Regions from separate parts of the Homo sapiens genome. Here region 1 is linked to region 2. A link is a contact called in ENCODE Hi-C or POLR2A ChIA-PET data. All regions are on one chromosome and are shown on one strand. The core of a region is the stretch at or near the end of the contact, and the rest is flanking DNA. Distances in the headings are between cores, read along the strand shown. Region 1 overlaps CHST10 (carbohydrate sulfotransferase 10). Region 2 holds the start of MRPL30 (mitochondrial ribosomal protein L30).

Region 1 (3,588 bases), core at 505-3,004, 1.2 Mb before region 2:
GCATCTGTTAGCATGACGTTCCAAAGTCCTGCTTCTCTGGCATTTTCCCCCAGTCTCAGAGTAGAGTAAGTGTTGCTGGTGTTAGGAGTTCTGTTTGCATGCAGCGATCTTCCTCTAATGGCAGATTTAGCCCAGTTAGGTCCATTGCCAGGGGTAGGCACTGCCAGCATTTCCACTCCTGCTCCCTCCCCCTCCTCCCTGAAATCATCAGTTTCCTCTAGTTGGCTTATGGATTCCCAGAAGCTTTTCTTCACTCGTTCATCCTGCTGGCAGAAGCAGTTGAAATTCAAAGACCTAAACTTGGATATTGGGGGTGGGCTTGTCATGCACACGTGGGGAACATGAGGCCCAAGGTAAAGATGAGGTAAGGACATGCCCTTCTCTAAGGGGCGTACTGGAGCAGCCAACCTGCCTTCCTTTCCGTTTACTTCCCAGGAGCATTTTCTTCCATTGAGGAGATCCCCGAAAACGTGGTGCACGACCACGAGAAGAACGGCCTTCCTCGGCTCTCTTCCTTCAGTGATGCAGAAATTCAGAAGCGGTGAGAACAGCTTCCTCAAAGGGGAGGGGGGAGTTTTTGTAAACCTGAGAAGAAATTTGGGGAAAACCCCAGGCTGAGTTCTGTACTTGGCAGATTGATCGGAGGACCACAGAGGGCTGTCGGTTTGCATCAGTGAGAGGCAGCTAAGCTACACCCCCCATTCGGCGCCTCAAAACTCTCAGTTCCTTCTGAGAATTTCCAGCCTTACCTTCACACAGTCCATTAACATGAAGGTGACATCATTTTGTTAATAGAAATTAGCAGGCAACTTTGTTCTGCTTTGGTAAAGTTTTATAGATTGCTTGCTGAATATGATCTTTTCTTTATAAGAAAGGGATTTGGATTGCAGAGATCTCACTGAGTATTTGATTCTCCCAGAGGCATTGTGCCCACTGCTGTGGGAGCTGCCCCTGCAGTGGTTGTGTGGGCTGCATCCAGCATGGGCAGGGTAGAGAGACGGAACCCCTGATCGCAGCAAGGACGGAGTCCAGGCTGGGCGCAGTGGCTCATGCCTGTAATACCAGCACTTTGGGAGGCCGAGGTGGGCGGATCATTTGAAGTCAGGAGTTCAAGACAAGTGTGACTGACAGAAACCCCGTTTCTACTAAAAAAAAAAAAATAGCCCGCTGTGGTGGCACACACGTGTAGTCCTAGCTACTCAGGAGGCTGAAGCAGGAGAATCGCTTGAACCCTGGAGGCAAGGGTTGCAGTGAGCCAAGATCTGGCCACCGTACTCTAGCTGGGGCGACAGAGCAAGACTCTGTCTCAAAAAAAAAAAAAAAGAAGATGGAGTCCTTAGCTAATAGATGAGAAAGTTCTCATGTAGTAGCTCTCAGGTGGCCCAGGAGAGCAAGGCTGAAAAGGAGTGAGGATGCAAAAGCAGCGGCTCACGTCAGGTCACCAGCTGGATTTTGCCTCCTGGGTCTGCAGCCACCTGCCTTGCATGGCGCCTGACCTGCATGGCACCTGCCCATCCTTACAACCCTTACCAGAGATGCTCCTGGTGAGGAGTGTCCTGCTGTTGCCCTGAGCACTCATGGGGCTTTTGTGAGACTCAGTGAGTGAAGACACGGCAAAGCACAGAGAGCAGTTTCTGGCCTGTCGTAATCACACCGTGTTCTGTGATGTCACTGTTGTCATCGTCTTTGTCATCGTCACTGCTGCCGGCCCTCCTCCCCAGGGCCATGCTCTGCTGCCGCCCGCTTGCAGCTCACCCAGACCTGCTCCTGCCCTCTGGAGCGTGAAGCCTGACTCTCTGTTTTCTCTTGCCCCCCTTCCCCTGGCAATTTGAATTGAACTTTTAAAAATATGCCCTTAAAGTAACTTTCCCTGGCACCATCTATTCCTGACTCAGAGTTCCTGCCCTTATGATTTTCTGCCCAGGAACAAAATTTGTAAACATTCTTGAAGTTTTGAATCATTCAAGTAAAACAGAAGGTAGATTAAATAGATGTCTTCACAGTGACTGCCTACAATGAGTACTGTGGCCTTGGACAGGTAAGGTTTTCCAAGCCTCTGTTTTCTCACCTGCAAAGTGTGGTAATAACAGGATTAATCCACAGGATCTTGGAGTAGATTAAGAGACGTGTGGAATGCATTCATGGCAGCCTCGGCACGTGAGGGTCCCATACACAGTGCTGCACTCCGCTCATTCTTCCCTCTCCCGCCCCCTCAGCTGTGACCTCCTGTGGCATCAAGTTAACCTCTTGTTCGTTTTTTTCCTTAGATTGAAAACATACTTCAAGTTTTTTATTGTAAGAGATCCCTTCGAAAGACTTATTTCTGCATTTAAGGATAAATTTGTTCACAATCCCCGGTTTGAGCCTTGGTACAGGCATGAGATTGCTCCTGGCATCATCAGAAAATACAGGAGGAACCGGACAGAGACCCGGGGGATCCAGTTTGAAGATTTCGTGCGCTACCTCGGCGATCCGAACCACAGATGGCTAGACCTTCAGTTTGGGGACCACATCATTCACTGGGTGACGTATGTAGAGCTCTGTGCTCCCTGTGAGATAATGTACAGTGTGATTGGACACCACGAGACCCTGGAGGACGATGCCCCATACATCTTAAAAGAGGCTGGCATTGACCACCTGGTGTCATACCCGACTATCCCTCCGGGCATTACCGTGTATAACAGAACCAAGGTGGAGCACTATTTCCTGGGCATCAGCAAACGAGACATCCGACGCCTGTATGCCCGTTTCGAAGGGGACTTTAAGCTCTTTGGGTACCAGAAACCAGACTTTTTGCTAAACTAATGCATAAGACCTATGAATTCAAATATCTTTATTAGACCTGGGGCTAACCAGGTGAAGATCTGAGCCCAGAAATGACCCTTCCTCCACCACACCCCTCCTTTGAGGACGCCCGGGGTCTCCCACAGGCCTGTGAGTTGCCTCGGCATATGACGCAGAACCCCAACTGTTACAACTTAGTTTGGATGTAAGATGCTCTGAGGACCCTGCCCACACCCCTGCGTGCATTAGGATGTCGCTGGCCTTTGCTCACCTCAGAGGGGAGAAAAGGCTAAAGATTTGCAGTTTGACAGCCCAGCAGGGAGGAAGCATCACACAGCGTTAGGAGCCGTTTCCTTCAGGTGTTAAGGAAGGGGATGCCCCTGAGGTTCTCCTGGCTAGTCAGGGTGGCTTCACCCATCACTGGTGGGTTGCAGGAACAGCACCCAGGACTCTGAGGAGGGACAGAGAAGCAAGGGGGCTGCTGAAATCGCAGAGACTTTTGCAGCATCAGATCTGAGGAGTAAAACGGCACCTCTGGCCTTCATCTTGGTGCTGCGACAATTGTGGAGGCAAAGCATTCTTTCTGTGACTATTTTGTTCCTGTAGACAGTCAGCGATGGCCAGAGGGTGGTGTGGTGTCCAGGGGTCCATCTTTCCAGAATCCATGCCTGTGTAATGCTGGTCCATGCTTCTGAACCTGTGTCTGCCAAGCGCCTATTTCATTCAGCACAAGACATACGATTTTAGAAGGTGAGGGGAGGGGAGGCTTTTTCTACCTGAGAAGGGGAGTGTCTTTGAGGGCCT
Region 2 (3,832 bases), core at 1,203-3,702:
AAAAAATTAAAACCTCCAATGCTTGTCCATTTTGATCACAGTGAAAATCAATTTTTTTTTTTTTTTTGAGACAGAGTCTCGCTTTGTCACCCAGGCTGGAGTGCAGTGGCCCAATCTTGGCTCACTGCAACCTCCGCCTCCTGGGTTCAACCGATTATCCTGCCTCAGCCTGCTGAGTAGCTGGGATCAGAGGCACCTGCCACCACGTCCAGCTAATTTTTGTATTTTTAGTGGAGACGGGGTTTCACCATGTTGGCTAGGCTGCTCTTGAACTCCTGACCTCAGGTGATCCGCCCGCCTGGGCTCCCAAAGTGCTGGGGTTACAAGCATGGGCCACCACCCCCAACTCTAATTCTTAACCCTCACCCTCTCATGTCTTTGTAGTACAGCACTACCAACCTTCCCCACCTCCAGGACTCCATCTCCAATTACTCTCTTGCTCAATCACCAGACATGCTGCCCCCCTTGTTTGATCTAGAACTAGTCAAGCAGGCATGCTCCCTTTGACTGACCATTCCCTCTCCTGGAATGATCCTGATATTTACATGGCTAATTTCCTTATCTTTTTCAATTTTTGGGTCAAATCTCACCTTTTCAATGAGGTCAACCCAGATCACATCATTTAACATTTTCACCCATACCCCAACTGTCAACACTCCCAATTCCTCTTCACTGCTTTCTATCGTGCTTATCTTCTAACGTAACTTAATTATCTGTTAGGTTTTGTTGTTTAGTGCATGTACATTCAATAGCACGCTAATTCCATAGGAAAAGGGTTTTTAGATTTTGTTGTTTTGGGTCTGTTATATTCATAGAAGTATCCCAAACATCTGTGTAAAGCGGTATCTGCCCTATAGCAGACATATAATATATTTTTGCAGAATAACTGAAGTTTAAATATTTACAGACTTCTGAAGGTGTGATAGTCAAAAGTTACAAGTTTTTAGAGACAGAGTCTCGCTATGTTTCTGGTATTGAACTCAGCCTCAAGCAATCCTCAATTTTCCCAGTAATTGGAGCTAGGTGTGTGTCACCACGTTTGACTCAAAGAATACGTTTATTTTATCTTATTTATTTTTTTGAGACGGAGTCTCGCTCTGTCGCCCAGGCTGGAGTGCAGTGGCACGATCTGGGTTCACTGCAAGCTCCGCCTCCCGGGTTCACGCCATTCTCCTGCCTCGGCCTCCCCAGTAGCTGGGACTACAGGCGCCCGCCCGGACGCCCGGCTAATTTTTTGTATTTTTAGTAGAGACGGGGTTTCACCGTGTTAGCCAGGATGGTCTCGATCTCCTGACCTCGTGATCCTCCCGCCTCGGCCTCCGAAAGTGCTGAGATTACAGGCGTGAGCCACCACGCCCGGCAAGGAATACGTTTTAATAAAGTAAAAGTTACTGTTAATAATTAGGCACGTAACTCCTGGACCCTGAAACAATTACGCTGTCTTCTGTAAAACAGGAAAATATCAGGCATCACAGGAGAAGTATGATCCCATTTCTATTTTTTTAAATGTCTGTGAACGTGTGTAATCACAGAAAAACTCTGGAAGGTTGTCAGAAAAACGTTAACATACCCCTGGGGGTATGAAAAAAGGCGTTTTTCCTCCCCCTTCTCCCCCCCAGCGACCGATAGTTCTTTTGTCTTTTTACAATGAGCATGCATGCAACAGGAATGTTAAAAATCGATTTCTTTTTCTAAACCGACAATGTATACAATTATTAAAGGGGGAAAAACACTTCTGAAATGCAAAACATGGAATCACTCTTGCAGAGATACCAGAGATCTCTGAAAGCTGGAAGCGTGTCTCTTCTCTGAACTCCTAGTGCCTAACAAGCAGTAGGCAGCCCTCATTACTGCCTCTTGGCAAAAAGGGCAGAACAAACAGCTTTTGGTAGGTCTCGATCAAAATGGTAACAAATCACAGTTTTAATAAAATGGCAAATATTCTAACTGCCAACTCTTGGATGTTTGCATTATAAAATGAAGCAATACAAAGATAAAGGCAATTTTCTGTCTTCATTAAAAAAAAAAAAAAGCAACCTTAATACCCAGTGGCAACCCTAAGTTATGAATAAAGCAGCAGCACAGAAAATGCTGCTTGGGTTCCCTTTCCCAAGCTGTCCAGCCTCGGCGGCTCCGTTCTTGAGCTCCAAGAGTCTGGGCACAAAAAGCCGCGTGGCCCTGGATCCTGCAAATTGGGAAACGGGGGGATCCTGCAGGCCAATGGCCTTACGGGAGCCAATGTGACGGGATCAGGGGCAGACCCATTTAGGTTGCCGTAACCGGCCAATTCAGTACGCAATAGGGAAAATCAATTAGGATCTGCAGAGGGTTCCCGGATACACCTTGCGAAGAATGCCGCACTCTCCGCCACTCATTCCCCACTCACCGGCACCCGCTAAACCTTCAGCCTGAAATTTTCCTCCGAAGGGAAGCAGAGCAGAGGAAGAACTACCAAGTGCTACACTCAAAGCCTGCCGTCGCAGTGAGCGCGACCTCCAAACTGAGGCATTTTTGTTCCGGCGAAATCCCTCCCACTCAGGAAAGTCCCTAGAAAGAGAGCGCAGGCGCCTGGGTATCACATGACCACTTCCCGGAAGCGCAGCAGACCCGCTCAACTTCATCCTGGGTTGAGGCGGAGGAGAACTTCCAGAATTATGGCGAAGTCCGGGCTGAGGCAGGACCCGCAGAGCACAGCTGCAGCCACTGTGCTAAAGCGGGCAGTAGAACTAGATTCGGAGTCGCGGTATCCGCAGGCTCTGGTGTGTTACCAAGAGGGGATTGATCTGCTCCTGCAGGTTCTGAAAGGTGAGCAATGAGCCAAGGCGGGGAGGACCTGAGGAAAAGGAGCTGGTTCCTGCTGTGTCTGGGGTGAAGTGAAAGAGTTAAAAATGATTTTTCCACACCACGAAGAAGCAGTTAAATACAGAAGGTGGGATATTCTATAGGACAACTGGGCCGCTTTCTTTTAGATCTTTAATAGATTGATGTTACCTAGAAAAGGTGGGGAGGCTACTAGTCTAGATTTTAAAAGACTTAAGAGATATAAGATATAACGCAATGTAATATATAAGCTTTGATAGGACCTGGGTTTGTACGAACTTTAAAAGACATTTTTGGATCTATTAGAAAAGTTTGAATATAGATTGGGGGGCATTAAAATTATTTTCTTAGGCAATATGATTTTTTTTCCAAAACTTTCCTTAATTTTTAGAGATGCAGACCAAAGTGTTTTAGAAAGAGATGCTATGATGTCTTTAGTTAATTTTCCTTAAGCAAAAATTTCTTAAAAATCGAAGCTCTATTTGAGCAAAAATGCTAATTTTAAAAATTTCGGTGATGGGTAATAAGGGTGTTTATTATACGATTATTTTTAATTTTCTGTTTAAACATTTGCATTTAAAGCAAGCCAAAGTAAAATTATGTAGCGGTAGAAGAAGAAAAGTTTTTCTTAAACGGATGAGGTTCGGTGTGAGAAATGCGCAGGGTTGTGGAGGAGACAAGTGAGACTTTTCGTATTATTCAATGTTGAGAAATACCCAAATATTCCTTAACACCCAGCACAACCCTGGCTCACAGTAGACACTCAATATTTATGTATTAAATTGATAAGATCAGCTCCTGCTCCCCAACCCCCGACACTCCCGGTCTGGACTAAGCTCCCTCTGTTCTTTCTAGTTTAAGCTTCTTATAATTAAAGTGTTACAGAAGCTTTGGGGCAGCAGAGGGGAGCCCTTTATGGTTTGGTGCTTTGGTCAGAACTACAAACTCTACCGGCCGGGCGCGGTGGCTCACTCCTGTAATCCCAGCACTTTTTTGGGAGGCCGAGGCAGGT

What was found. A loop is a pair of places that touch in the nucleus more often than their neighbours do. ChIA-PET counts read pairs that join two places held with the same protein, here RNA polymerase II (POLR2A). Pooled maps may share reads with other maps.
Region 1: a pooled map shows a loop between it and region 2 (5-fold over the local background). The contact joins the enhancer-like site here to the promoter of MRPL30 in region 2. A Hi-C loop is called at or near these places in 3 of 50 pooled maps. POLR2A ChIA-PET finds 5 or more read pairs at or near these places in 2 of 52 experiments (activated T-cell and activated naive CD4-positive, alpha-beta T cell).

Annotation. Positions count from the first base shown.
Region 1 is chr2:100,392,462-100,396,049 of GRCh38, reverse strand. CHST10 (carbohydrate sulfotransferase 10) reads left to right here. Exons shown (of 7, transcript NM_004854.5): 6 at 436-541; 7 at 2,268-3,588. The coding sequence ends at 2,805. Among named protein-coding and RNA genes, the nearest start is that of CHST10, 23 kb to the left of the region's middle. RefSeq lists enhancers at 330-589, 760-1,019, 1,290-1,399, 1,970-2,039. Within about 2 kb of position 1,754, at least 3 of the 41 ENCODE cell types and tissues checked have a DNase peak (open chromatin) inside an H3K27ac peak, as active enhancers do.
Region 2 is chr2:99,179,804-99,183,635 of GRCh38, reverse strand. It overlaps MRPL30 (mitochondrial ribosomal protein L30), which reads right to left and starts at 2,452. Exons shown (of 6, transcript NM_145212.4): 1 at 2,387-2,452. It overlaps MITD1 (microtubule interacting and trafficking domain containing 1), which reads left to right and starts at 2,578. Exons shown (of 7, transcript NM_138798.3): 1 at 2,578-2,805. The coding sequence starts at 2,655. RefSeq lists a silencer at 2,071-2,243 and enhancers at 2,461-2,510, 2,531-2,760, 2,771-2,910.